2 separate regions of the Homo sapiens genome follow, and region 2 is linked to region 1. The links are chromatin loops, found by intact Hi-C in ENCODE. Cell type or tissue: ovary. All regions are shown on one strand. Links, peaks and the distances in the headings refer to the core of each region. The heading gives the core; the rest is flanking DNA. Region 1 overlaps TMEM217B (transmembrane protein 217B). Region 2 overlaps C6orf89 (chromosome 6 open reading frame 89).

Region 1 (15,475 bases), core at 4,639-12,638:
TCCAGGGTTGAGAACCACTACTGTAATTTTATCTGGTCATTGCCACCAACTTGACTGAATCCTCTCTCTTCCCCACCCCCAATCTATTTTAAACAGCCTGTGTCTTCCCAAGGCTATAGTTTCCCAGTTTTCGTATTTCTGTCTATATTTCTCCAAAGTAGATTTGGGGAAGGAGGCAGAAACCCTGGTAATTTACCATGTTGGCAGGAACTAGAATTCTCCCTCATGTTGTTTGTCTTCACAGGAGGTCTCAGCATGAAACAGCAGCAGTGGTGTGGGATGACTGCCAAAATGGGCACCGTGTTGTCAGGGGTCTTCACCATCATGGCCGTAGACATGTATCTCATCTTTGAACAGAAGCACCTAGGGAATGGCAGTTGCACTGAGATCACACCAAAGTACAGGGGTGCAAGTAACATCATAAATAACTTCATCATCTGCTGGAGTTTTAAAATCGTCCTCTTCCTGTCTTTCATCACCATCCTCATCAGCTGCTTCCTCCTGTACTCAGTGTATGCCCAGATCTTCAGGGGCCTGGTCATCTACATTGTCTGGATTTTTTTCTATGAAACTGCAAACGTCGTAATACAAATCCTCACCAACAATGACTTTGACATTAAAGAGGTCAGAATCATGCGCTGGTTTGGCTTGGTGTCTCGTACAGTCATGCACTGTTTCTGGATGTTCTTTGTCATCAACTATGCCCACATAACCTACAAAAACCGGAGCCAGGGCAATATAATTTCCTACAAGAGACGAATTTCTACAGCGGAGATTCTCCACAGCAGAAATAAAAGATTATCAATTTCGAGTGGGTTCAGTGGCTCACACCTGGAATCCCAGTACTTTGAGAGGCAGAGGTAGGTGGATCGCCTGAGGTCAGGAGTTCAAGACCAGCCTGGCCTTGGCAGCCATGGCAAAACCCCGTCTCTACTAAAAAAAATAGAAAATTAGCCAGGCGTGGCGGCACACACCTGTAATCCCAGCCACTTGAGAGGCTGAGACTGGAGAATCACTTGACCTGGGAGGTGGAGGTTGCAGTGAGCCGAGATTGCGCCAGTGCACTTCAGCCTGAGTGACAGAGTAAGACTCTGTCCCCCAAAAAAAAAAAAAAAAGTTAGCAGCTTTATCCACCACTATAAGCAATCATGTTGGCCCTTTTCTTTCCCATAAGAGGTAGGTCTCTCAGATTCCCAGGGTAGTTCTATTTCCTTTTTTCCCCCCACTTTTGCTTAGCAGTTCTGCAAGTAGAGACCCTACTGCCACTCTTTCAGGAGAACATGAAGAGAAAATGTGATTATAATCACAACCGGAACATCCTGCTCATTGAGGGTATTTAGTTAAAGGATATTGTGATTTATCAAAACTTCTGTGAACTCACCTTTCTACCACCTGATTGGTCAAAATGAATGGAATAAGATGAAGCTGAATTGCAGTAGGGCAATCCTTTTTTCTTGGCATCTTCATTAGCCTTCAACCCACAACTCTTTAATTTAACCCTGGGATAAGCAAATCTGTATTTATACCAGATTTTTGCAGCACAAAGGATACTGTTGGCCCTGGGGTGGGTTTGTGCTATGATTTCCCCACTGTGTCTTCTGTTTTATTCCAGATAAGAAAAAGAATAAAAATAGAGAAAATTCATCCTTCAATTTATGTCTCGAATTTCCCCACCCTTTCCAAATTTGTCAAGGAGTGTGAAAGGCACTTCCTTAATCAAAGATATATGTTAAACATACTTCTGTATCTGTTGCTGTGCTGTACTCTGTAGTGTGAACACTGTACTGAACATTGTGTATATACTGTATACAAAAATGTGTAAGATATGAATGACTATGAGAATTTTGTAGTTTAGTGGAAGAAAGTAAATTATTGTTTATGAATCAATTAGCCAATCATATAAGACAGTATATGATTACATACTATCACAAATAAACAGACATCACTTTGCATTCAGGTCCAGAGACTGTATGAAGCACATTTTTTATTTTTGAGACCGAGTCTGGCTCTGTCGCCCAGGCCAGAGTGCAATGGTGCGACCTCGGCTCACTGCAACCCCCGCCTCCCGGGTTTAAGCGATTCTCCAGCTTCAGCCTCCTGAATAGCTGGGATTACAGGCACAGGCCACCATGCCTGGCTAATTTTTGTATTTTTAGTAGAGACGGGGTTTCCCCATGTTGGTCAGGCTGGTATTGAATTCCTGACCTTAGGTGATCCACTTGCCTCAGCCTCCCAAAGTGCTGGGAGTACAGGTGTGAGTCACCCACTGCTGCTATAATAACTGAGTAATTTATAAAGAGCTGAGATTTATTTTCTCACACTTTTGGAGGCTAGAAGTTCAATATCAAGGTGCCAGTAGGTTTGGTGTCTGGTAAGGGCCTGCTCTCTTTGCTTCTAAGATGGTGCAAACACTGTCCTTACATGGCAGAAGGGATGGAGAGGCAAAAGAAACTAGCTAGTTCCCTCCTGTCCCTTTATAAGGTCACTTATTCCATTCATGAGGGCTCTGCCCCTATGATTCAATCACCTCCTAAAGGCCCCATCTTTTAATGCTGTTGCATTAGGGATTAAGTTTCAACATGAATTTTGAAGGGGACAGTCAAACCACAGCACTCACCATTTGGCAAGCTGTCCTTGTCATTGTCTTCCCCGCTCCCATCCTCAGGGCTCTCCTGCCTCTGTGCTCCTCGCCTCAGAGGATGGGCTGTCCTCCATCCAGGTGCTCATCCCAGACTCCTTCTTCCACAGCCCCAGGCCCCAAATCTGTCCCCCAACATCCCTCTGCTGCCTTACTTCACCTTATTTCCTTCCATAGCCTCTCAACTGCTCTGCCTACCTCCACCTTTGCTCCCTTTCTGACCCATGGCCCTCACAGCAGCAAGAAAGATTTTTCTAAAATGCAAATCGGGCCAGGCGCAGGGGCTCACGTCTGTAATCCCAATACTTTTGGAGGCCAAAGCGGGCGGATCACTTGAGGTCAGGAGTTCAAGACCAGCCTGGCCAACATGGTGAGACCCCTTCTCTACTAAAACTACCAAAATTAGGCGGGTATAGTGGCAGGCACCTGTAATCCCAGCTACTCGGGAGGCTGAGGCAGGAGAATTGCTTGAACTTGGGAGATGGAGGTTGCAGTGAGCCATAATTGCACCACTGCACTGCAGCCTGGGCAACAGAGTGAGACTTTGTCTCAAAAATAAATAAATAAATAAATAAAATTCAAATCTGATTATGTCTGTCTGTCTATCTGTTTCTCACACACACACACACACACACACACACACACACACACACCCTGAAGAACCTCTCCTTTGCCTTTCAGAGAAACATCCACATGGCTGGTAGCAGGTAAGGATCCTTCCTGATCTGGCCCCTGCCAACATATACAGCCTTCCCCTCTGCTCAAGCCAAGGCAAACTTGCTGTTTCCAAAATGGCTTTTGCCTATCCCTGTGCCTACCCCTTTGTGTTGTCTCCTTTGCTGGGGGTGAAGTCCCTCCTTTTTCTGCCTAGTTAATGCCCATGTCTCTGAAGACCCAAGCTCAGCTATTGCCTACTCCAGAAAGCCTCCCCTGATTCTCATCCAATGATTTTTCATCTCTCTCACTGTTACATCTTGACAACACTGAGCCATCTCTTCCTCTATCACATTTATCACGTTGCATTGTAAGTTTTCTTTTTTCTTTTCTTTTTTTTTTTTTTTTTTTTTTTTTTTTTTTGAGACAGAGTCTCGCTCTGCAGCCCAGGCTGGAGTACAGTGGTGTGATATCAGCTCACTGCAACCTCTACCTCCCGGGTCCTGATTAAGCAATTCTGCTGCCTCAGCCTCCCAGGTAGTTGGCGCGTGCCACCATGCCCAGCTAATTTTTGTATCTTTAGTAGAGATGGGGTTTCACCATGTTGGCTAGACTGGTCTTGAACTCCTGACCTCGTGATCCGCCTGCCTCAAGTTTTCTTTTCTCTTAATTAAAAACAATTTTTATTCATTTGTTTTTTTATTTGTCTAGCTTCCACACTAGCATATTTACCTGTCTGTCTCCAGTGCCAAGCTCAGCCCCCAGCACCTGTAGATACACAATAGATGTCTGCTGAGTGAGTATTGAATGAATAGAATGTACCAGAGGACCTTGGCTAGCGGCAGAAAGGGAAGTTAGGCCATTATTATAGTGACCCAAGAGAGAGGTGCCGAGGGTGGAGACCAAGGCTGGGGCAGCAGAGCTGTGGAACCAGTGGGCTTTATACAGACATTTCCTTGAAACTCACAACATAGATATAAAGCAAAGGAAGAAAACTGTGTGGTTCAGGGCCTTATTTTTAGACAATTCAGGTGAGTACCCCATGGGTAGTGGCTGCTCTGGAAGCTGCGCTGTGAACCGAGCAGAGGTGAGGTTTCGTTGGTGCAGACGGGGAAGCATCAGTGCAGCTACCCACTAGACAACACACTGCCTCCCTCCTGGGCCCTCCAGGTTCTAGGGTGCACTGAGAGTTTTGTGTATCTGGAGTCACACAGGGTTGGGAGGATGGTGGAGAATAAAGTATAAGAATATTTGGGATGAATCTGGAAAACATTATGCTAAGTGAAGTAAGCCAGATACCGAAGGACAAATGTATGATTCCACTTATGTGAGACACCTAGAGCAGGCAAATTCATAGAGACAGCAAGAAAAATGGTTAGTAGGGAGCGGGGGAAGAGGAGAATGGGGAGTTGATGTTTATAATGGGTACAGAGATTTTGGTGGGGATGATGAAAAAGTTCTGAAGATGGCCAGGCATGGTGGCTCATGCCTGTAATCCCAGCACTTTGGGAGGCCGAGGCGGGCAGATCACTTGTGGTCAGGGGTTCAAGACCAGCCTGGCCAACATGGTGAAACCTGTCTCTACTAAAAATACAAAAATTAGCTGGGCATGCTGGCGCACGCTTGTAATCCCAGCTACTTGGGAGGCTGAGGCATGAGAATCGCTTCATCCTGGGAGGCAGAGATTGCAGTGATCCAAGATCGTACCACTGCACTCCAGCCTGGGTGACAGAGCAAGACTCTGTCGAAAGAGAGAGAGAGAGAGAGAAAGGAAGTTCTGGAGATGGATAGCGATATGCTTGCACGACAACGTGAATGTACTTAATGTCACTGAATTGCACATTCAAAAAGGGCTAAAGTGGTGAATTTTACATTCTGTATATTTTACTGTATTTGGAGTTGATCCAGTGAGTGAAGAGGAGAGGGCTGGAGGGAGGCTAGTGGCAGCCTGTCTGTGCTCTGCCTGGCTGGACAGGACCCATTCTGGTCATCTCAGAGAGAGGCCAGGTCAGGCTTCCAACAAGTTGTCCCCCATTGGACATTCGTCAGCCTGAGGACAGCCCTGTGTTCTCCTAATGTGTGACTGTGCCCCTTCCTTTGCCCCACAACAGAGGTAGCTCGCCAGTGTAGTGAATGATGAGGAGAGAGGTTTGCTCAGGAGTCCTCTGAATTGGGAGCCAGTAAGAAGAAGATTCAGGTTGTGGAGGAACGTTTGCGCTGTAGGCCCAGCCTACTCCAGCCTTAGGTCCCCCATTATCAACATGCCCTCAGCAGGGTCGGCTCGGGCACCAGGTTCCTGCTCCCTGCCATGAGTTGACCTCTAGAGCTCAGGTGTAACCTAGGTTGCAGCTGGAGGTCTGCCTGCTGGGCCTTCACCTGCACAATGGTGGCTTATTGTTAAGGCATCTTGGCCCTGGGCAGAGTCTTGCCTGGATCCATAAACCTTTACCCATTCCATTCCTGCTGGCCAAACCCTGTGACTTGGGACAAGGCTGGGCCATGCCCAGGGAGCAAATCAGGGAAATTTCTAAGGACTTGGAAGGAAAGAGTAGTGGGGGCAGAGGATGTCAGGGATGATTCCAAGCCCTTGAGGAGCCATGAGAGTTTTCTGACTTCAGAGAAGCAAACTCCCCAGATGGGAGCTTCGTTCATACCATCGTTATCCTCAATACAGGAACCTCTGAATTCCCACAAACCTACATCAACAGGAGCACTCTTTTTGCCACTTTAAAGCAAAGCTGAAGCTGGAACAGCAGAATTGGAAGCTACTTAGGAAGTCCCAGGCCAGTGATACATTCATTTCTCAATGATGTGGTCACATCTAGCAAGTTAGGCCAGAGCACGGGCCAGACCCCATGTCCCTTAACTTCCAGCCTATTGCCTGTCCACACACCATCATTGCTCTTAGCTCTCTGATTTATATCTAGTGACTTGGGGGATTTGTCTAAGGCTACCTCTGCCATCTTGTCACGTGTCTGTATGATTTTCTTCCTGCAGGAGGTGCTCTGGTAAAACAAGTATAAAATGAATGTCAGGATGTTCTCCCTCATGGTGGGCATCTTCTCTGTCCTTAATACCACCCAGTTCTTCATCTTTGACCTGAACCAGAAGACACACATTTGCTATGAGGCCAAGTTCAGCATCTACGTGGACTCAAAGTCGGAGCTAGTCACTTGGACCCTGTTCCACAGGGCTAATATCAGCACTGGCCTCTCCCTCACCACCATCATCATCGGCTGCTTCCTCTTTTATTGTATCCACAAGAATATCTACATGGGGCTGCTGATCTATGCCATGTGGATCATCACTTACGAGCTCATCAACTTCTCCATAGTCCTGCTCCTCAACGGGATCATCAAAGATCACTTCAAGACGCTGAGTTATTTGCACTGGATCTTCCAAATCTCACACATGCTCCTGCACTTTTTCTGTCTGCCCTTCATCGTCAAGCATGCATACAACCTTTACAAGGAATCCCAGACTGTGGGCAGGAAACGCCGCCACAGGCTCTGCTCCACCATTGCAGTGAACTCATGACTACCTGTCCGTCTGGGAATGTTGTACCGGAAGTTAAACTGAACCATGCCAGATGCCAGGAAAGGTGGGAGGGAATGGTGTTCCTCAACAATGGAACCCTCCCTACCCTGCCTGTCTTCTGTTGATGCTGCTTGGTTTGTCAGGGCTTTTGAGTTTTACGCACTGAGGAATGATTCTCGGGAGAGGGCAGGTTGTGCGGATCAATTATTTTACAGATGTGTTGTGTGACTTGTTTTAGCAGTTAATGATATGTGGCCTTGTGCTTACTTAACCATCTCACTGGTGTCTGTTTTTGCCTCTCACTGTCCCCTCTCCTCTGCACTTCCTTAGTTTCTAGTTCTTCCTTTATGGGTTGGCCCACAGATGCCGGTTCTGCTGAGTCCTTTGGAGGAGTGTTGTCCAGTAGAACTTCCTGTGCTGATGGAAATGTCCTCTATCTGTGCTGGCTACTAGCCATGTGTGGCGACTGAGCACTTGGAAATGTGGCTATTACAACCCAGTAATCAAATTTTAAATTTTATTCTTTTTTAGCTAATTTCCATTTCAATAACTATGTATGGCTGGCTCAAGACTAGCCTATCGGCCCAGCATGGTGGCTTACGCCTGTAATCCCAGCACTTTGGGAGGCCAAGGCAGGTGGATCACTTGAGGTCAGGAGTTCAAGACAAGACTGGCCAGCATGGTGAAACCCGCTCTCTACTAAAAATACAAAAATTAGCCGGGCGTGGTGGTGGGTGCCTGTAATCCCAGCTACTCGGGAGGCTGAGGCAGGAGAATCACTTGAACCCAGGAGGCGGAGGTGGCAGTGAGCTGAGATGGTGCCACTGCACTCCAGCCTGGGGGACAGAGTGAGACTCCATCTCAAAAACACAAACACACACACACACACACACACACACACACACACACAAACAGGGCCGGGTTCGGTGGCTCACGGCTGTAATCCCAGCACTTTGGGAGGCCGAGGCAGGCAGATCAAGAGGTCAGGAGATCGAGACCATCCTGGCTAACACAGTGAAACCCCGTCTCTACTAAAAATACAAAAAAATTGCCAGGCATGGTAGCGGGTGCCTGTGGTCCCAGATACTCAGGAGGCTGAGGCAGGAGAATGGCCTGAACCTGGGAGGTGGAGCTTGCAGTGAGCCGAGATCGCGCCACTGCACTGCAGCCTGGGTGACAGAGCGAGACTCTGTCTCAAACAAACAGACAAAACAAAAACAAGGACCAACCCTTTGAAAAACAAAAAGAACCCCCCAAAATATCTCCAGGCATTGTCAAACATCCCATGGGGTGGGGGTGGTGGGGGGGCAAAGTTGCCCCTAGTTGAGAGACACTATTGTAAAGCAACAAGCTCTGTGTTGAGAGCCAGCAGGCCCCTGCCTTGAACTAGGAGTGCCGCTTTTCCTGAGAACTCTTCACATTCACCAGTTGTGCAGTCTTCATCCTAATGCTCCTGTTTTATGGTTTGACGAAACTGAGACTCACTGGGCTTCAGTGATGAGATCAAGGTCACATGGTAGCAAAAGCAGGACTTGCATCTCATCATCTGACTTCATACACGAAAGTCGGCTCCCTGATTCATTCTTACTTTTACCAAGACAAAAAGGAACACCTCCTTTTAGGGTAGTTCCTTTTCCCTTGAAAAATGTTGGGAGTGAAGTCAAGAGACATGTTTGTTTGTTTGTTTTGGCCATACTCTTCCAAACCATGAGCATAGTAATGACAGTCGCTGGCTTTTACTGAACACTCAGTGCCAGGTACTATCCTACAATTCACTCAACTCTTTCCACCACGGATTTAAACCTAGGCCAGTTCCCCAAATGACCACAAGATGGCAGTCAGTAATAAGCTTTTGCTTAGAGCTGTTGGCCCCTAAACCAGATCCTCCAAGGGTGGCTGTTCAGGATTTATGGAGCTTCCAGCTGATGACTGGGAGCTAATGTGTGTGTCTCTGCCCCAGTCTCACAAGGCATGCCTTGTCTGATTGTGACTTGCTAGTACCAAAACACAAAATATAAAACATGGGCCAACTTCTGGGTTCTGATTCCCCATCCCGGTTGAGGTCGCTACGGTGGGAGGTAGACCTGGGCAACATTGGGGAACTGGAGACCTGTGTGTTGAAGAAGTGTAGGCAGAAGCAGAGTTCCAGGAATCACCTCAGCTGAGAGTTACTTTAGTTGAGAAAGTTTAAGACACTCAAACGCAAGGTTGTGCTATCCTCTATACAAGACTCCTCAAAAGCATGGTTGCTTCTGCCTTTACTTCCTGGTCTCCTGTTCTTTCTAGAACCCATCCAGTTAGGTTTCACCCCCACCGCCCCACTGGGACTGCTCTTGTCAAGGTGATCTCCACACTGCTCAAGCCGGTGGTCAGTTCTCCACCTTTGCTGACCTGTCCTGCAGTGGCTTTTGACTGCTGATCCCTCTCTCCTGCCAACAGGTTTCTCTGGTAGCCCCTCTGCCTCCGTCTCCATCCCTCCCCTGCCGCACTGGCCCCTTCTCCTCAGTCTCCTTTGCTGGCCTCTCCTCATCTTCCTGACCTCCAAACACCGGAGTGCCCTTGGCACAGTCCTTGGTCTTGTTCTCTGTCTCACTCACTCCCAGCTCACCTGGTCCAGACCCATCACTAATAAGCCCCATATACATCTTCAGCCTGGACTTCTCCCCTAAACCCTGGCTTTGTTTATGCAGTTGCTTCCTTGATGTGGTAGCCAGCTCTAACATGGTTCCCAGAGATCTCTGCGAACTGATATTCACATTCATCACCTCTTCTTAGATGTGGGCAGGACCCAGTGATCCTCTTCTAGCAAAGAGAACATAGCAAAAGCGATGGGTTGTCCTTTCTAAGGTTAGGTTACAGAAGACGATGACGTCAGTGCTGCCCGCTCTCTGAGGGAAGCTGGCTATCATGTTGAAAGTATCTTTATGGAAAGGCTCACACTGCCAGGAGCAGAGGTCACTAACCAAGAGCCCGTGAGGAACGGAATCCTACCAACAGCCCCATGAGGGAGCTTGGAAGCAGATCCTCCCCTACACAACTCTTTTTTTTTTTTTTAAATACAATATGGGGTCTCCCTATGTTGCCCAGGCTGGTCTTGAACTCCTGGCCTCAGGCTATCCTCCCACCTTGGCTTCCCAGAGTGCTGAGATTATAGGCATGAGCCACCATACCCAGTCAGGATATGTTTTGGGGTGGTTACTGTTGTAGAGACATTTTTGTAGAGATGTGACATGTACTAGTTATCTATTACTGCATAACAAATTACCCCAAAATTAGCAGCTTAAGACAGTACATTTATTCTGTCTTAGTTTCTGCGGTCAGGAGTCCAGACACAGCTCACCTGGTTCTCTGACTCAGATTCTCTCAGGGTCTCACTCAGGATGTCTCTACTTTTATTTGATTTTTAGAGACAGGGTTGCACTCTGTCACCCAGGCTGGAATGCAGTCGTGCAATCATAGCTCACTGGAGCCTTGAACTTCCAGGCTCAAGCGATCCTCCCACCTCAGCCTCCTGAGTAGCTGGGAATACAGGTGTGCCACCGCATCCAACTGATGTAAAAAAATTTTTTTTTTTAATTTTCTTAAAATGTGGGAATGTAGCCGGGCATGGTAGCTCACGCCTGTAATGACAGCACTTTGGGAGGCTGAGGCGGGTGGATCACCTGAGGTCAGGAGTTCAAGACCAGTCTGGCCAACATGGTGAAACCTCCTCTCTACTAAAAATACAAAAATTAACCGGGCATGGTAGCAGGTGCCTGTAATCCCAGTTACTCAGGAGGCTGAGGCAGGAGAATTGCTTGAACCTGGGAGGTGGAGGTTGCAGTGAGCTGAGATCGCGCCACTATACTGCAGCCTGGGCAACAAGAGCAAAACTCCATCTCAAATAAATAAATAAATAAATAAATAAATAAATAAAAATTGGGGAGTGTATCCCAATCCACACTCCTGATTTTCTCCCGTATACCTTGCCCTAACCCCCAGTCTTTGCCACCTCTACCCTTCCATTGCTCAAGTTAAAGACCCAGCAGGCATCCTTAGGTCCTCTCTTTCTCTCAGCCTGAATCTAACTCCTCACCACTCCCCATCAGCCCACCCTTCAATATAGATCCATATCCAACCACTTCATATAACCTCCCCTGCCACCTCCCTGGCCCAGGCCATCACCATCTCTTGCCCAGGCTATTGCAGTAGCAGTTCCTGACTGGCCTCCCCATGCCACTGTGTTCCCTTTACAGTCAGTTCTCCGCCCAGCCACCAGAGGGCTCCTGTTGAAACCTGAGTCAGATCAAGTCCCTCCTCTACTCCGGTCCTCACCTGCCAGGGCTCCCCACCACACTCAGGGTAGAAATCCCAAGTCTTTACCACGGCATGCCAGCTGCTAAATAACCCAGTCCCTTGTCACCCTCTGATCTGCTTTCTAACCATTTTGTTCTCTCCGCCTCCCTCTGCTGCAGCCATGCTGTCTTCCTTTCGTTCACCCTAACACAGACAGCACACTCCAGCCTCGGGGCCTTTGCACTCACTGTGCCTTCCGCCTAGAATATTCTTACTCCAGCTATTCACCAGCTTCCTTTCTTGCTCAGAAGGCATCAGAGAGGCCTTCCCTACCAATGGGTGTGAAACAGCCCCTCCCTACCATCCCATGTGTCTCTTTCCCACTTACTGTGCTACATTTCTTCATAACATGTACTATCACCTGACTTACTCTATACAGTTGCCTCTCCCACCACCCTCCAAAAATGTGGGCACCATATTTACTTCACTGATGTTTTCCCAGCACCTAGTTCAATGCCCAGCATGTAGCAGGTGCTTGATAAAGATTTGTGGAATGAATGGACATAGACTCTCAGTTTTGTTTTTGTTTTGGAGACAGAGTCTCTGTCGCCCAGGCTGAAGTGCAGTGGCACCATTGTGGCTTAGTGCAACCTCCGCCTCCTGAGTTCAAGCGATTCTCCTACCTCATCCACCTGAGTAGCTGGGACTACAGGTGCCCACCACCACTCTGGGCTAATTTTTGTATTTTTAGTAGAGATGGGGTTTCACCAAGTTGGCCAGGCTGGTCTTGAACTCCTGACCTCAGGTGATCTGCCCAAAGTGTTGAGATTACAGGCATGAGTCGCCACGCCCGGCCTATGAGAGGCAAATTATTACTGTTCTTTCAGCCTCCTGTTCCTACTCCTTTCTTCTCTCATTCAATTCTGCAGTCTCTGGTGAAGAATCTAGACACAGGTAGGAAAATACCGACAAAGGATACGATTTCAGCCCCTTATTCCTTTCCTCCTTTCCCAGTCCTGTTCCCTTACACCAACTGCTGCCACTAGAATCACCACCTCATCTCCCAGCTCCATCTCACCAAGTGGAAAACAAGTCTTTCTAACAGTGCAGGTGTCCCCGGGAAGAGCAACACTCTTAAGGGCTGTCACCCACCCCTGACACTTTCAGTCCGTGAAGATCCCCCAGCCTTCCGTCCTACTTTTCTTCATACAGTTTATTACTGTGTTGCAGACCGTGAATTAGGAATTGAGGAATACCTGGGGAAGCAAGACACAGCCCACATTCCAAGGGGCTCCCAGCCTAGCGAGGGGCCAAGCCACTTAGGCTATCTGGACCCAGGACGATAGGTGCTAGAGGAAGCACTGGGGGCCGCAGGAGGGGGCCTTGGAGGTGGAGAGTCAGGGAAGTCTTCCTGGAGGAGAAAACCTTTAAGCCGAGTCCTGGAAGATAGCATGATTTAGCCCTTAGAAAGGAGGGGAAGAAGGCTGGGTGCAGTGGCTCACGCCTGTAATCCTAGCACTTTGGGAAGCTGAGGCGGGAGGATGGCTTGAGCCCAGGTGTTCAAGACCAGCCTGGGCAATACAGTAAGACTTCATCTCTACAAAAAATTTAAAAATTAGGCCGGGCGCGGTGGCTCATGCCAAGCCTGTAATCCCAGCACTTTGAGTTCGGGCAGATCATTTGAGTTCAGGAGTTCGAGACCAACATGGCCAACATGGCAAAACCCCGTCTCTACCAAAAAATACAAAAATTAGCTGGGCGTGGTGCTGGGCGCCTGTAGCCCAGCTACTCGGGAGCCTGAGGCAGGAAAATCGTTGGAACCCGGGAGGGTGCAGTGAGCTGAGATCACTCCACTGCACTCCAGTGTGGGTGACAGGGCAAGACTTTGTCTCAAAAAAATAAAAATAAAAATTAAAATTAGCCAAACATAGTTTGGCTGGTGGTGCGCACCTGTATCCCCACTACTTGGAAGTCTGAAGTGGGCGGATCACTTGAGCCTAGGAGGCAGAGGTTGCATTGAGCCAAGATTGCGCCACTGCACTCCGCCTGGGTGACAGTGAGACCCTGTGTCAAAAAAAAAAAAGAAAAGAAAGAAAAGAAAAAGAAAAAAGAAAGGAGGGAGGAAAAGGAAAGTTGGGAGCCTGAGAAGGTGCAGGTACCCCTGGGATAGCAGATCTGTAAGCTTTTTTCAGTCATTTCCACCTAGGGTGACAGGAGGGGCTGTGTGCAGGGGACGATAGTGTCAAGAGGAAGCAAGCAGGCATGGAACTTCCCCAGATCGAAGAGGGTCTCCGCTTTCCCACGGCCTCGGCTCTTAGGTGTCTAACCACCAAATATTTCTTCAGCAACTTTCCCACCTGGCTGTGGCTGCCTTTAACTCCAAGTCATTTCTAGCAATAGTGTCCCATGGAGAATAAACTTCATTCTCTGTCAGTTTCCCCCCATTGGTTCAGGATGTATCAATGTTTCCATGAGGTTTACTTCTTTTCACCTCACAGCTTTCACTCTCCATTTCCCTGGCCTCCTTTCCCCTAGTCCTCCCCACATGGATTGCTACCTTTCTTCAGTCTTTTTTTTTTTTTTAATTTTTAAAATGTTTTTGCTGTGTCACCCAGGCTGGAGTGCAGTGGCACCAGACTCAAGTGATCCCGCTTCAGCCACCTGATTAGCTGGGACTACAGGCGCATGCCACCACGCCTGGCTAATTTTTGTATTTTTTTGTAGAGACGGGGTTTCGCTATGTTGCCTGGGCTTGTCTTGAACTTCTGGGCTCATGTGATCCTCCGGGCTCTGCCTTCCAAAGTGTTGGGATTACAGGCGTGAACCACTGTGCCTGGCCTCCTCAGTGTCTTCTGACTGTTGGTCTGTACACGTGGACTAAAGCTTTGCTTCCCCCCAGCCCCCACTGCATCCCTCTCTCCACCCACCAAGTGTTTTATGAAGGGCCCTGGGAGCCAGCCCTGGAGGAGGCTGCCTGGAGACAAGGACTGAGCCCCTGACTCCCAGACACACAGGGAAGATGCACAGGGAAGCGCTCCCAGCCTCCCTCCCATGTTGTCCTCTCACCAGCTATTAGTAAAAGAGGGACTCATTTAAATGCTTACTTTTTTCCCCTGAATAAATGATGATTTTATTCCCTAGGAAATAGTTTTTACAAATGCCTCTGATCATATTTTGCTTCATTAACAAGGGATTTTTTGTTTTGTTTTACACCTCTTTTATTATTATTTTTTTAAATTTTATTTTAGGTTCAAGGGCACGTGTGCAGATTTCTTTTCTTTTTCTTTCCATTTTTTTTGAGATGGAGTCTCACTCTGTAGCCCAGGCTGGAGTCCAGGGGTGCGATCTCAGCTCACTGCAACCTCCACCTCCCGGGTTCAAGCGATTCTCCTGCCTCAGCCTCCTGAGTAGCTGGGATTACAGGCACTCACCACCATGCCCGGCTAATTTTTTTATTTTTAGTAGAGAAAGGGTTTCACCATGTTGGCTAGGATGGTCTTGGACTCCTGACCTCAAGTGATCTGCTGGCCTCGGCCTCTCAAAGTGCTGGGATTACAGGTATGAGTCACTGCACCTGGCTGGATTCCACAGTTTTGTGAGCCTCACACTTCTCCAACCTTCCACCCTCTAGTAGGCCCCAATGTCTGCTGTTTCCTTCTTCGTGTCCATATGTACTCAGTGTTCAGCTCCCACTCATAAGGGAGAACATGCAGTATTTCTTTTTTCTGTTCCTGTGTTAGTTCGCTTAGGAAACAAGGGTTTTATGCATGTGTGTTTGGTGTATGATTGTGTGTGTCTGTGCATCTGTGTTGTGCGTGTGAATGTATGCATTTGGGTCTGTGTGTATGTTTGTAATCTGGGTTTGTGCATGTGCGTGTTTGTATTTGTGTCTGTTGTGTCTATGTGTGTATGTTTGGGTATCTGTGTTTGTGTATGTGTATGTGAATATGTGTGTGTATTTGTGTATGTTTGTATGTCTGTGTTTGTGTATGTGAGTATGTGCGTGTATTTGTATATGTTGTGTCTGTGTGTATGTTTGGGTATCTGTGTTTGTGTATGTGAATATGAGTGTGTATTTGTGTATGTTGTGTCTGTGTGTATGTTTGTATGTGTGTGCTTGTGTATGTGTGTATGTGTGTGCTTGTGTATATGTAAAAGACTGAGTTAAATAATTACTAGGTAGCTTCTGTACTGGAAGGGCTTAAAAAGAAATAATTACTTGGTGATTATCAGAAATAACTTTCATATTAAAGATACACAAAACTCAAAATTTTTTTCAGACTTTACATGTTTTTAAAATCTCCTTCTGCCTCTTACCAAGGATACAGAAATGTATCCCGTGAGGGGCATCTTATTTAAAGTGTATGTTTG
Region 2 (15,475 bases), core at 1-8,000, 310 kb after region 1:
TCCCAGCACTTTGGGAGGCCGAGGCAGGTGGATCACGAGGTCAGGAGATCGAGACCATCCTGGCCAACACGGCGAAACCCTGTCTCTACTAAAAATACAAAAAATTAGCCGGATGTGGTGATGGGCGCCTGTAGTCTCAGCTACTCAGGAGGCTGAGGCAGGAGAATGGTGTGAACCTGGGAGATGGAGCTTGCAGTGAGCCAAGATCGCACCACTGCACTCTAGCCTGGGCAACAGAGTGAGACTGCATCTCAAAAAAAAAAAAAAAAAAAAAAAAAAAAAAATAATAATAATAATAATAATAATAATAATAATACACAAAGGGGCCGGGCGCAGTGGCTCACACCTGTAATTCCAGCACTTTGGGAGGCCAAGGCGGGTGTATCACCTTAGGTCAAGAGTTCGAGACCAGCTTGGCCAACATGGTGAAACCCCACCTCTACCAAAAATACAAGTATTAGGCCAGGCACAGTGGCTCATGCCTGTAATCCCAGCACTTTGGGAGGCTGAGGTGAGTGGATCACCTGAGGTCAGGAGTTCGAGACCAGCTGACCAACATAGTGAAACTCCCATCTCTACTAAAAATACAAAATTAGCCGGGCATGGTTGCGCATGCCTGTAATCCCAGCTACTTGGGAGGCTGAGGCAGGAGAATTGCTTGAACCTGGGAGGCGGAGGTTGCACTGAGCCAAGATCACACCATTGCACTCCAGCCTGGGCAACAAGAGTGAAACTCTGTCTCAAAAAATAAATAAATACATACATAAAGGCTGGCTGCAGTGGCTCACACCTGTAACCCCAGCACTTTGGGAGACTGAGGTGGGCAGTCTCGAACTCAGTCTGACAGTGATTGACTGGACTCAAGTCACTTGAGCCCAGGAGTTCGAGACCAGCCTGGACAACACGGAAAAACCCCCATCTCTACAAAAAATAGAAAAATTAGCCAGGTGTGGTGGCACATGCCTGTGGTCCTAGGTACTTGGGAGGCTGAGATGGGAGGATCACCTGAGTCTGGGAGTTCGAGGCTGCAGTGAGCCATGATGGCACCACTGCACTCCAGCCTGGGCAACACAGTGTGACCTTGACTAGAAAAATAAAAAATCTGTTCAGGTGCGATGACTTAGGCCTGTAATCCCAGCACTTTGGGAAGCCGAGGAGGGCAGATCACCTGAGGTCAGGAGTTCAGGACCAGCCTGACCAACATGGAGAAACCCTGTCTCTACTAAAAATACAAAAATTAGCCAGGTGTGGTGGCACATGGCTGTAATCCCAGCTACTTGGGAGGCTGAGGCAGGAGAATCGTTTGAACCTGGGAGGCGGAGGTTGCAGTGAGCTGAGATCACGCCACTGCACTCCAGCCTGGGCAACAGAGTGTGACTCCATCTCAAAAAAAAAACAACAAAAAAAAACAAAACACAAGGCCAGGCGTGGTGGCTCACGCCTATAATCCAAGCACTTTGGGAGGCTGAGGTGGGCAGATCACCTGAGGTCAGGAGTTCAAGACCAGCCTGACCAACATGGAGAAAACCTGTCTCTACTAAAAATACAAAATTAGCTGGGTGTGGTGGCGCACGCCTGTAATCCCAGCTACCTGGGAGGCTGAGGCAGGAGAATCACTTGAACCCAGGAGGCAGAGGTTGCGGTGAGCCGAGATTGCGCCATTGCACTCCAGCCTAGGCAACAAGAGTGAGACTCCGTCTCAAAACACACACACACAACAAACAAACAAATAATAAAAAATTAAATAATAATATTACACAAATATAATTTAACTGTAAATATGCAGCTTTCATCTAGGACCTTTAACAACACAGTCAAATTTCCTAGTAACACATGGTAACAAGAGCAAAGGCCAATTTATTCACGGAAAAACCAATGCTCAGTGGTGGGATTAGTCAACAATAGCATTTGTGAAGAATGTTGAACAGTTTGTGTTCTGTTGAAGCAATTACCAACTCAGGAAACATTTTACCTTATACACAACTATAAGGAGAGGATACTGCGGGGGGGGTCTCTGAGGTTCATTCTTTTCCAGCAGCTGTCTGATAAATTTTTCAATTGCCTTCTCTGACATGCCACACTGATGGCCGGTCTGTCTCACCAAATCAACAGTCTCTGAAAGTTTGTCATAAATGCTGATCTCGTTGGCAGCAAGATCCATGTCTTCCAATATAAAATCCCTGAGAGAGACGGAGAGAAAATAAATGTAAAAAGAAAGGTGGTTTCTTTAGGTACTTCCTCTTCAAAGCTACTTGACCATCTGTAGAGAAGGACCAGTTTTGTGCTTTCCTCAATCCTCTACAGACCAATACTTTCATGAAACACAATGAATACACAGAGACAATGTCAAATTGCCATACAAGTTTTAAAATATTCGTTAACTGTGGGCCAGGAACAGTTTACAGACCTGCACTAGTTCCCAAACTAGTGCAAACTGAGGAGCACTGGTCTAGAGCACAATATATCCTAATGGGACTCTGAAGCACTAATGACATCCAAAAAAGATTTCTGACACCAATGATGGGAGATCTGCTACTGGAGATTCCTTAAAATAAAAAAAAAATGGATTATGCACAGTGTTGTTTAACGCTGTTGTTGAACATTTGTGTTCAACACAAGAGGAAGAACTGATCACTGAAGATTACTGAAGGTGATTTACTGAGAGCAACAGGCTGATAAGCTTTGTTCTTGGCAGAGCAAAGATTTCAGACAACACAAAAACCATGGCATGTGGCTTGCAGTCCTCACACTTTTCTTTCTTCTTCTTTTTTTTAATTTCTTCTGGAGCAACCAGAGTCCTCATGCTTTTCTACAAATACAATTTTAGAAAATAAAGGGCATTTTATTTGTATTTTATATACTTAAAATACCTAAGATTTTTAACTAATTTAAAAATTCAATTTGTGTTCCTATAGTTATTTTAAAGACAGATTGTTTCATCATGCCCAGAGAACAAAAGGTAAAAACTAATGGGGCAAAGTAGAGTTCTCTCTGTATCATTTGTAAAATGAAATTAAATAGTTCCAAGGCTGGACGCAATAGCTCGTGCCTGTAATCCCAGCACTTCGGGAGGCTGAGGCAGGCGGATCACCTGAGGTCCGGCGTTTAAGACCAGCCTGACCAACACGGAGAAACCCCGCCTCTACTAAAAATACTAAATTAGCCTGGCATGGTGGCGGGTGCCTGTAATCCCAGCTACTCGGGCGGCTGAGGCAGGAGAATCTCTTGAACTCGGGAGGCAGAGGTTGTGGTGAGCCGAGATCACGCCATTGCACTCCAGCCTGGGCAACAAGAGCGAAACTCCATCTCAAAAAAAAAAAAAGAAAAGAAAAGAAAAGAAAAACAAATTTTAAAAATCAGCTTGGCCTGGTGGCACACACCTGTAGTCCCAGCTACCTGGGAAGCTGAGGTGGGAGGACTGCTTGAGCCCAGGAGTTTGAGGCTGCAGTGAGCTATGATCATACCACTGCACTCCAGCCTGGGAGACAGAACGAGATCCCATCTCTAGAGAAATAAAATAAGATAAAATAATTAAATGGCTATTTAAAAAGGTGTTTAAGTTACAGAACAATAATATTTTTCTTCATTTACAGGAGGAAGAAGAGTGCTTCTTCGGGTTTGTGCTCTCTTCTACTGGGCTTTATTTATTTATATATTTATTTTCAATACAGAGGGTCCTTTTATTTTGCATACTTCATTCCTACAGTACTTCTAGCCCCAAAAAGTACTGACATAGTACGTGTATTCTCTCAGTAAGGAGATGCTGCCACCTGTAGGGTGGAGGACATAGTCATGTTGTTACAACACAACCCAGCGCACGCCAGCACACCTCCTCTTCCAGCAGTGTGCCTCCCAATCACTCCTGTTTGGTCCTCTTTACGACTATTAAGTGTTTAGTTCATTAGGTCTTAACCTGGCTTGCACATTAGAATCACCTAGAGAGCGTTTCATAAATGCTCATACCTGGGCATCAACTCAGAGCAATTAAATCAGAATCAGAAGACTTCTAATGGTGGATTAAAAGGCATGCAATCTAGACTTCCAGGAACTGGGGGAATGAGAGAAGAGCCCACCACACTATACCCCCCACATTCAGATAAAAAGACAGTACAAACTACAGTTGAGACTTGAACAACATGGGTTTGAACTATGTGGATACACTTAAAAGCTGATTTTTTTCTACCAACCCAGGATTGAAAATACAGTATTTTCAGGGTGCAAAAACTGCATATACATATACAGAGGGATGATTTTTTGTATAAACAGGTTCTGAAGAATCAACTGTGAAACTTGAATATGCAAGGATTTGGGTGTATATGGAGATTCTGGAACGAATACCCTACATATACCAAGGGACAGCTATATAATTTTTAATGTATTATTTTCAATACATGATGCTAGGACCACTGGATATCCACAAATGAGAAAATGAAGTTGGACCTTTCTTTCTTTTCTTTTTTTTTTTTTTTTTTTTTTGAGACAGAGTCTTGCTCTGGTTGCCCAGGCTGGAGTGCAGTGGCGCGATCTTGGCTCACTGCCACTTCCGCCTCCCGAGTTCAAGCGATTCTCCTGCCTCAGCCTCCCAAGTAGCGGGATTACAGGTACCCACCACCACGCCCAGCAAATTTTTTTGGATTTTTAGTAGAGACGGGGTTTCACCATGTTGGCCAGGCTGGTCTCGAACTCCTGACCTCAGGCAATTCGCCTGCCTCAGCCTCCCAAAGTGCTGGGATTACAGGTGTGAGCCACCATGCCTGTCCCTTTCTTTATACTATACACAAAAATTAACTCAAAATGGATCAAATACCTAAATTTATAAGCTAAAATGATAAAACTTCGAAGAAAACACAGAGAGGGAGGCTTCATGATTCTGGGATTCGGCAATGGTTTCTTAGATATGATACCAAAAGAACAAGTAGCAAAAGAAAAAATAAATTGGACTTCATCAAAATTAAAAACTTTTTGTAGAAGACAAGAGGAGGGGAAAAACCTCAAAAATTCTGTGTCTCAATACCATCAAGAAAGTAAAATGACAAGCCACAGAATGGGAGAAAATTTTTGCAAATTATATATCTGATAAGGGGGTGGTCTATATAGAATACATCAAGAATTATTACAAATCAGTAATAAAAAGACAACCAAATAAAAAAATAGACAAAGGATTTGAATAGCCATTTCTCCAGAAAAGATATACAAATGGACTGGGTGCAGTGGCTCACGTCTGTAATCCCAGCGCTTTGGAAGGCCAAGGTGGCAGATCACTTGAGGTCAGGAGTTCGAGATCAGCCTGGTCAACATGGTGAAACCCTGTCTCTACTAAAAATACAAAAATTAGCCGGGTGTGGTGGCAGGCACCTGTAATCCCAGCTATCTGGGAGGCTGAGGCAGAAGAATCACTTGAATCTGGGAGGCAGAGGTTGCAATGAGCCAAGATTACACCACTGCACTCCAGCCTGGGTGACAGAGTGAGACTCCATCTCAAAAAAAGATATACAAAGGACCAATAAACACACAAAAAGATACTCAACATTATTAACCATCAGAGAAATGCAGATCAAAATCACAGTGAGATATCATTTCACATCCACTGGGATAGCTACAATCAAGAAGTCAGACAAAAAGTGTTGGTAAGGACATGGAGGAATTGAAACATAAAATGGTACAGCCACTATGGAAAACAGCCTGGCAGTTCCGCAAAGAGTTAAACACAGTTACCATATGACCCAGCAATTCTACTTCTAGGTATGTGCCTAAGACAAATGAAAACATATGTCCACACAAAAACTTGTGCACAAATGTGAACAGCAACATTATTCATAACAGCCCCCAAATGGAAGTAATCCAAATGTCCATGAACTGATGAAAGGATAATCACAATGTGGTAGAGCCATATAATGCAAAATCACTGGACGATAAAAAGGAATGCAGTACTGATACATGATACAATATGGATGAACCTTGAAAACATTATGCTAGGTGAAAGAAGACAGTCACGAAAAACTACAGATTATATAGCTGCATTTAGATGAGAAGTCAGGAATAGACACATCTTTTTTTTCTTAATACCTTTTTAACAAACCTGCAAGGAATAGGCAAATCTATAGAGATATAAAGTAGATTTCCAGATGGGAAGTGACTTATCTGAGACCACCCAGTCGGTTGTCACCTGAGCCTCATTTCGACCCCACATTCTTTTCACTAAGCCATTTTTGATTAGCAGCCAGGAGGATGGATTACAAAGCATTAAGAGCCATACTAACAATAACACCAAAAAAACCCCCAGAAATTAAGATGTAGCATTTCCAATTAAAAATAATTCAGGAGTAGATGATCTCTGGAAAATGAGATCACAGCTGGTTTTTATTTTCTTTGTGACTTTCATATTTCCCAAACTTTTCCTGTATCAATTTTGTAATCACAAAATTCTCACAGTCACTTCTAAGGAACATCACTGGGCACAAAATGAGTCAGAGATGTACAGCAATGCATGACCATGGCACCATAGGGAAGAAGCAAGGCATGATTTGCCATGCCAATGACTTTTTGGTTCTCTATAGAGTTGTATTCAAATATTACAGCTGGAAAAATGAAACAGCATTGAACCTGGAGACAAGCTTTGCCAATTGCTAGTGAGATGATTTCGGTTAAATTACTTGGTCTACTTCTGCATCCAAAAAATAAGAGGATTGGACTACAAATTTTAGAGTCTCGCTCTAAAATTCTAAGAATCTATGAACACTTCAGGAAGGAGAAAAATTCAATTCATTAGAAACTGAAGACTCATGTTCAATTGCACTCCTATTCCTGTTCCCACCCTATATGCCAGGTGCCTTGCTAAACACTCTGGAAATATTATCTCAGTGAATCACCACTGTGATCCCATAAGGTAGCTGTGATCGATCCCATTTCATACATGTTCAAGGCTCAGAAAGGTTTCATAACTTGCCAGGATGTGAACCCAAGTGTCCTGACTTCAGGGTTGTTGCATGCTGCCTCCCTTACCAAGTTATTTTCCTATTCTGAGCTGGCAGTTCGGAAACCACGTGTCCCTTGATCACAACTGAGCGGCTGAGAACTGGAAAATGATTGACTACAATGATTCCTGCAAATAGAGTAAAGGGATAACTTATTACAACATTTTTCACATCTTGGTTTTGTGATCAGTGATTCTGAGATGCCATTTTCCTGTTTAAACTAACAAAGACATTCTATGAAAGCAAGTAGGAATAATATTCATTTAAATATGTTACAATTCATTATCTAACAATACCCAGTCAAAACCCATTAAAACTCAGTAGAGGACCAGAATGGAAAGGATCCAGAAAGGACTGCTAGAAACAAATTCCAGTGAAAAACTAGTGTGGATGCTGGGAGGTGGGGTCACAAGCAAGTATCCCTGAGGCAGAAGAGAACATCACACACAGAAGAGAACACGGTGTGCCGGTAGGAGAATCCTGAAGGGGACAAAAGTACAGGTGAGGAAAACAGGATTAATCATCATTATTTTTGATGGCTGTTTTGCAACCTTTGTAAGCCTCCTCAAGTCTTTTTTTTTTCCTTTTTTTCCTTTTTTTTTTTTTTTGAGACAGAGTCTCGCTGTGTTGCCCAGGCTGGAGCACAGTGGTGCAATCTTGGCTCACTGAAAGCTCCGCCTCCCGGGTTCAAGCGATTCTCATGCCTCAGCCTCCTGAGCAGCTGGAATTACAGGCTGGGATTAAAGGATGATATTTTTTGTTGTTTAATTACTATCATATCCAACCAAATGCCAACAGTGTCCCTCTAGCAAGACAATAAAAAATGGCACATGCCACCATACCCAGCTAATTTTTGTATTTTTAGTAGAGACAGGGTTTCACCATATTGGCTAGGCTGGTCTCAAACTCCTGGCCTAAAGTGATCCACTCACCTTGGACTCCCAAGTGCTGGGATTACAGGCATGAACCACCGCGCCTGGCCTGTAAGCCTTTTTGATACACATAAAAATCTTATTAAACTCCCAGTTTGTATCACACACAAAAAAATACGTTTCTTTTCTTGTTGGGTAATTCAAGTTAAAATGATATTAAAACACTGAATATATTTTTGCAAGCCATGCATCCTTCTTCCGAGAGATTATGACACATTTCTCAAGTTATCAGAAAGGTAGTTAATAGCAACTTAGTGACGTTTCTAAGAATACCTGTGGATTGTGATAAGCCCTCTTTTTGGCTTTGGTTATATCAGTCGTCCTAAACTGGAAAAGATTCTGCCCCCAGGGATGCCTGGAGACATTTTTTATTGTCTTGCTAGAGGGACACTATTGGGATTTGGTTGGATACGATGGTAATTAAACAAGAACAAAAAAACTCATCCCTTAAAAAAAAAAAAATCAAGGCCGGGCGCGGTGGCTCACGCCTGTAATCCCAGCACTTTGGGAGGCCGAGGCGGGCAGATCACGAGGTCAGGAGATCAAGACCATCCTGGCTAACACAGTGAAACCCCGTCTCTACTAAAAATACAAAAAATTAGCCGGGCGCGGTGGCGGAGGCCTGTAATCCCAGCTACTTGGGAGGCTGAGGCAGGAGAATGGCGTGACCCCAGGAGACAGAGCTTGCAGTGAGCAGAGATTGCCCCACTGCACTCCAGACTGGGCGACAGAGCGAGACTCCGTCTCAAAAAAAAAAAAAAATTCAAACATAAGGTCATTACTATGCATCAAGCATGAGAGGATTGAGTGAAATCGGCTGAGGCTTGATGGCAATCCACTTACCTGCAGAAAGTAGTTCCAACTCTGGCCAAAGTGAGCTTTGCTACAGGGGGAAGTTCTGAAGAGTTAGCCTGATTCTAACAGTGGCATAGACCTGCAAGGGCACAGGCAGGATCACTAGTGGAGTTATTAGGATCAAAGTATCATGCACCACCTCGGATATGCTAAGTTGCCAGAACTGTTAGGAGTGGAGCTCAGGTGTGTACGCTTTCAAGCCTCTTCTCTGCTGATTAAAGGCACACACCCCCAATTAAGAGACACTACTTTACAACAATAGTTCTCAGGGTAATTCTGCTCCAAAGGGGACATTTGGCAATGTCTGAAGACATTTTTGATTATCAAAACTGGACAGGAGTTGGGCACAGCAGCACATGCCTATAGTTCCAGCTACTCGGGAGGCTGAGGCAGGAGGATCACTTGAGGCCAGAAGTTAGAGGCTCAGTGAGTTACGATCACGCCTGTGAACAGCAACTGCACTCCCGGCTGGGCAACACAGGGAGGCTCCAGCTCTTTTAAAAAAATTAAAAATCAACAAACTGGAGGGGTACTATTAGCATCTGGTGGGTAAAGACTAAACATCCTGCAATGCACAGGAGAACCTCCTCCTACCCCTCCTCAAAACGAGGTCAAGAAACCTTGCTTTCAAGAGAGGCCTGTCGGAGGTAAGCCAGGGAGTTGTTTCACTTCTGGAGTACTTCAGAAATAGGAGGAGACAACTGAGAGCTCTGATGAGATGTTCTCCACAATTCCTTCTGGGTCTCTGCCTATGAAGAAACAGGGTAGAGGCATATCTGACAGAAAAACTCTGATAGAACTTACCAATACAAATGTTTCTTTAAAGCAGAAAAGAAGTTAAGAGAAATGTAAACTTCTCTTTTGCCCTGTTTAACAGAGAACTAATTCCTCTATAGAGATAAGTAAGTCCTGAACACTGATATGCCATTACCCTGGACGTTCTGTTTTCTGAAGAGCTATGCCAGCGAGGTAACTCTAGGATAGAAAACTGATTCATCTAGTTAAAGCACAAAAGGGGAAACAGTACAGTTCAAAAGAAAGTTTCAAAAGTCCATCAAGATACATCCCAATCTTCAACACTAGGAGCTATATCCAGAGTAAATTAAATTTTCTTTTTTCTCTACTTGGCTCTTTAATATTACACTACCCATGAAGTATGGTATCCATTCTTTAGTGTTATGAATATATTCCATTCTATTTTATCCAGTGATCCCATTAATTAAATATATGTTCTAGTAAAGAAAAAGTGCTCCTTCAACCATTGTGGAAGACAGTGTGGTGATTCCTCAAGGATCTAGAACTAGAAATACCATTTGACCCAGCCATCCCATTACTGGGTATATACCCAAAGGATTATAAATCATGCTGCTATAAAGACACATGCACACATATGTTTATTGTGGCACTATTCACAAATAGCAAAGACTTGGAACCAACCCAAATGTCCATCAATGATAGACTGGATTAAGAAAATGTGGCACATATACACCATGGAATACTATGCAGCCACAAAAAAGGATGAGTTCATGTCCTTTATAGGGACATGGATGAAGCTGGAAACCATCATTTTGAGCAAACTATCGCAAGGACAGAAAACCAAACACCGTATGTTCTCACTCATAGGTGGGAATTGAATAATGAGAACACTTGGACACAGGAAGGGCAACATCACACACTGGGGCCTGTAGTGGGGTAGGGGAGTGGGGAGGGATAGCATTAGGAGATATACCTAATGTAAATGACGAGTTAATAGGTGCAGCACACCAACATGGCACACATATACATATGTAACAAACCTACACGTTGTGCACATGTACCCTAAAACTTAAAGTATAATAATAATAAAAAGAAAAAGTGCTTCTTAGATTATAATAAGAACCACTACAAAGAAACAAACATCAATTAAAAGGAAAAATAACTGATAAAACATTGAAATGATTAATACGATTTAAAAGAGTAATAACTTAAAACTACAATAAATGCTTAAAATTTACAATCAAGGTACAGGCAGGGCACAGTGGCTCACACTTGTAATCCCAAAACTTTGGGAGGTTGAGGCGGGTGGATCACTTGGGGCCAGGAGCTGGAGATCAGCCTGGCCAACATAACATAGCAAAACCCTGTCTCTACTAAAAATACAAAAATTAGCCAGGCATGGTGACGCATGCCTATAATCCCAGCTACTCGGGAGGCTGAGGCATGAGAATCACTTGAACCTGGGAGGTGGAGGTTGCAGTGAGCAGAGATCACATCATGGCACCCCAGCCTGAGCAACAGACTGAGACTCTGTGTCAAAAGAATAAAATTTTTTTTTTAAATGTAGTATATACATACAATGGAATATTATTCAGCCTTAAAAAAGAAAGAAATCCTGCTATTTGTAACAATACGGATGGACCTGGAGGACATTATGCTAAGTGAAATAAGCCAGACACAGAAAGATAAATACTACATGATACCACTTGTGCGATTAATCTAAAATAGCTAAACTCATAGAAGCAAAGAACAGAATGGTGGTTGCAGGAGGCTGCAGGCAGGGGGAAACAGGGAGGTACTGGGCAAAGAATACAAAGTTTCAGTTATACAAGATGAATAACTCCTAGAGACCTACTATACAGCACAGTGCCCAGAGTTAACAATACTGTATTGTATATTTAAAAATATGCTAAGAAGGTAGGTCTTATGTTAAGTGTTCTTATTGCTAATAGTAATAATAAGTAAGAAGGCAGGAGGAAACTTGAAGGTGATGGATAGGTTGATGGCATGGATCATGGTGATGGTTTCACAAGGGCATACTTATGTCCAAATTCATCAAGCTGTACACATTAAATGTGTAAAGCTTTTTGTACAAAAATAGTACAATGAACACCTGGATATCCTTCATTTAGATTTACCAGTTGTTTACATTTGGCTATATTTTCTTTCTGTTTTTACCAGAACTACTTGAAAGTTATTTGCAACACATTATAAAATCATTTCTAAATATTTCAACATGCATCTCCTAAGAATAACGACGTTATTCTACACACAACCATTGGCATTATTGCCATACCCATTAAAATGAGTAATCTCTTAATATTACCTAATATTCAGTCTATAGTCAAGTTTCCTTAACTATCAAATTTTTTTAAAAAGATCATATAGCTATTTAAAAATCCAGGATCCAACCAATGACCACACATTGAATTTGGCTGCCATGCCTCTCTTTAATCTACTTAACTTCAGAACAAGTCCCCAGTGTGTGGTTTTTCTTTTTTTTTTTGTTTTTGTTTTTTGGTCTTTTAGGACATTGACATACTTGAAGAAGTCTTCACATTTTTAAGCTTACCTCTACTTGCTTCCATCCTCACCCTTTCCAGTTTCTACTATCAGAAAAATGCCATAATAGTTCCTTTCTAAGTTTCTGGTACTCTCTCCCTCCCTCCCTTCAGAGGAAAGCTCCTTTGGGGGTTGGGGGGAGAAAGTAACACACTTTCTTGTTTCTCAGGTTTCCATTCATTTATTAACCTGTTGAAATCATATTTCTGCCTCCTCACTCCACCGACATTGCTTTCACTGAGGCCACAAATGGCTTTCTAAACGCCAAGTTCGAAGGACGTTTTTTTCAGTTATTACCTTATCTGACCTCTCTGCAGCAGCTGCTGTTGCTACCCCATTATCTATCTCCCTCAAGTGTACTCAAACCTTAACATAATTCTCTCGTTCTCTGCTGGTATCCACCAGTTATCCTTGACCTTCTTATTCCCTCCAACACTTTGACCACCAGCTATTGGTGATTCCCAAATCTCTTCTCCAGTCTACAACTCTCTCTAGGGTTCAAGACCCATTTATCTACCTGCCTACCAGACACGGTGATCCAAGTTTCCCATAGCTCCCTGTATGTAATGTGTCTATAACCCAACTTACTGTTTTCCCCTTCAACTCATTCCTCCCACTGCACCTCTTTTCTTAATGGAAACACTAATCCTCCAAATTTAAAAACTATTCTCCTCCTACCTCACTCCCACCAATGAAACTATCACTAAGTCCTCTTGATTCAGCCTCCTATATAATTCTCACATTCATCCCTTCCTCTCTACATTAACAGCACAGTTAAGGTCTTCAACATCTCTCCTATGGACCATCACAAAGATGTAGTTAATCTCTATACTTCCAGTTCTCCTCTTCCCCAATCCATTCTCTACCTTGTCCAGTTTTTTATTTTTATTTTCTGAGACAGGGTCTCACTCTTCGCTCAGGCTGGAGTGCAGTGACATGATCTCAGCTCACTGCAACCTCTGTCTCCTGGCTTCAAGAGATTCTCGTGCCTCAGCCTCTGGAGTAGCTGGGAGTACAGGCACGCGCCACCACACTCAGCTAATTTTTGTATTTTTCTGGTAAAAAATGGGTTTCACCATGTTGGCCAGGCTGGTCTTGAACTCCTGACCTCAAGTGATCCACCCACCTTAGCCTCCCAAAGTGCTAGGATTACAAGCGTGAGCCGCTGCACTCGGCCACTTATTTTTTTGAAACACAAATTGGCTCATGCTAAGCACCTTCCAAGACTCCCCATCCTCTGCAGGAGCAGTTTAGCATGGTGACTAAGAACACAGATACTGGAGTTGGAAAAAGCTGGATGCAAATTCTAGATTTTACCACTTACTGTGTGGCCATGAGACACTACTCATCCTCTCTAAGCCTCAGTTTTCATGTATAAAATGGGGATAATTATTTCTACCCCACAATGTTTTATTTCAGAGAATTATAAAATGATGTAACACATTTGTTCCAATAGCCAGACAAATTAAATACCTAATAACAATCATTTTAAGATAAAGTCCTAAGTCAAGCATGGTGGTTCATGCCTGTAATCCCAACACTGGGAGGCTGAGGTGGGAGGACTGCTTGAGCCCAGGACTTCCAAGACCAGCCTGGGTAACATAGCAAGACCCTGTATCTACAAAAAAAATAAAAATAAAAATTGGCCGAGTGTGGTGGTGCCTGCCTGTAGTCCCAGCTACTTGGGAAGCAGAGGTGAGGGGTAGCTTGAGCCCAGGAGTTCGAGGCTGCAGTGAACCGTAATAGCACCACTGTACTCCAACCTGGGTGATGGAATGAGATTCCTGTCTTTTTTAAAAGATAAAGTCCAAATTACTTACCATGGCCCTTTATGATCTGGTCACTGCCTACCTGTTCAGTTTCATTTCCCATCAATCCTTCTTCACATTCTACACTGTCATACTATTTCACATCTTTTTGCTTTTGCATACACAATTTCCTCTGCCTAAAAAGCCTAGTCTCCAGTGCTTTGTCCAATAAGTGAACTCTTTAAGACTCTGACCTCAGTTTTTGTCCTATGCACCTCTAGGGCTTGGCATTACATCTATTTTCCTGTCTACCTCCCACCCTAAATAGTGTTTCTTGAAAGCAGAGATAAATGGAGAAAACACAAAAAACTAAGAACAGACGTGGGAATTCACCTCAGATGTGGAATCAGATCAATGTTGAACAAATTTATAGAAAGGACCTAAAATTATCATTCCGAACTAATTGAATGTAACTCGTGGCTCATGGTTTATTCATTTTATGTTTTATTATTTTATTCATTTTTAAAAATGCAGAGGTCGGGAGCCTGAGGCAGGAGAATGGTGTGAACCGGGGAGGCGGAGCTTGCAGTGAGCAGAGATCACGCCACTGCACTCCAGCCTGGGCGACAGTGTGAGACTCCGTCTCAAAAAAAAAAAAACAAAAAAACGCAGAGGTAGCAACAATGTGATGAGGGTTTAAGGTTAGCAGGTTAGGAATCTAGCATTTGGACATTGTTTCTGGTGTGTGGAGTAGCTGTGGAGGAACAGGTATTCAAAGCAGGTCTTGAAAAATGCCTCAGTCCAAGGCAGAAAAGGTCTGACAGAAACAGGACCTCTTTCTGGTATGCAAGTTGGGCTACATGAACCTTTAGTCAAAACTTCAATGTAGCAGAATTGAATTTATTAGTTATTATTTTAAAGGCATGTTATTCCCTAGAGGGAAATTTTGACAACCCAAATTCAAATGAACGAATTTATTAAGGGAGAGACGTCTATAGAAGATCCCACCACAGGAACTACCAAATGAGCCATCAGAAAAGTCAGAATACTAAGTATCTGGAAGTAGTCTCTATTATAAAGTGATTTATGACTAAATACTTTAAAAGAAACATATTTGCGAATACAAAGGCTATGAGGGCTCTGAGACTAGAAAGTGTGGCCTGCACGGTTAACAGTCTTAAAATACTACAAAACACGACGCAGGCAAATTTCCTTCTACTAAGAGGTGATTACAAACAACTATTTTACTTGTGTCAAGAAACCAAGTCATATTTCTTTCTGAAATCCAAGATGCCAGGTTTATCACATACCAAGTACACATTTAAAGAAAAAAAATTATTGCCCCCTAACGATTATTAGAAAAAGATCTTTCAGAAGGGGGTGGGGAATCTACTCTTAATTTCTTAAAAATTCCGTCAAAAGGGCAGAAATCTGGACTTCATTAGCAACGCTCAAGTTATGGACACTGCTGTGATGCCTGAGAACCAAGTTCAAGCAAGGTCCACCTCGTTTTGCTCTCCCCGGCGGAGTCAAAGAAAGTGACAGATGTCTTAAGGGAGTCGACCCCGGGGGAGCTGCCAGGGGATGCTGTCAGTCTACAAAACTGGAGAGACTGAGAAAAGGGATCCGCGCTGGGATAGAGGGTGGT

Evidence for each region. Peaks named below come from ENCODE experiments on the same cell type or tissue, not always from the same donor. Only the 100,000 strongest peaks of a DNase experiment are listed, where the experiment ranks them.
Region 2: it touches region 1 in a loop (3.0-fold over the local background); 58 of 110 quality-filtered maps call a loop at or near these places.

Annotation. Positions count from the first base shown.
Region 1 is chr6:37,203,811-37,219,285 of GRCh38, reverse strand. It overlaps TMEM217B (transmembrane protein 217B), which reads left to right. Exons shown (of 2, transcript NM_001395378.1): 2 at 6,290-7,105. The coding sequence starts at 6,317. The coding sequence ends at 6,829. It overlaps TMEM217 (transmembrane protein 217), which reads left to right. Exons shown (of 3, transcript NM_001286401.2): 2 at 245-860; 3 at 6,290-7,105. The coding sequence starts at 256. The coding sequence ends at 6,320. Among named protein-coding and RNA genes, the nearest start is that of PIM1, 41 kb to the right of the region's middle. RefSeq lists a silencer at 8,519-8,813. In ovary, for the core only: CTCF peaks have their summits at 8,661 (motif pointing right) and 11,054 (motif pointing right); DNase peaks (open chromatin) are centred at 8,675 and 11,065.
Region 2 is chr6:36,886,131-36,901,605 of GRCh38, reverse strand. C6orf89 (chromosome 6 open reading frame 89) reads right to left here. Exons shown (of 9, transcript NM_001286635.2): 2 at 7,003-7,102; 3 at 1,973-2,180. The coding sequence starts at 2,161. Among named protein-coding and RNA genes, the nearest start is that of C6orf89, 7.9 kb to the right of the region's middle. RefSeq lists a silencer at 15,415-15,475. In ovary, for the core only: a CTCF peak has its summit at 3,764 (motif pointing left); no DNase peak of the experiment used is centred there.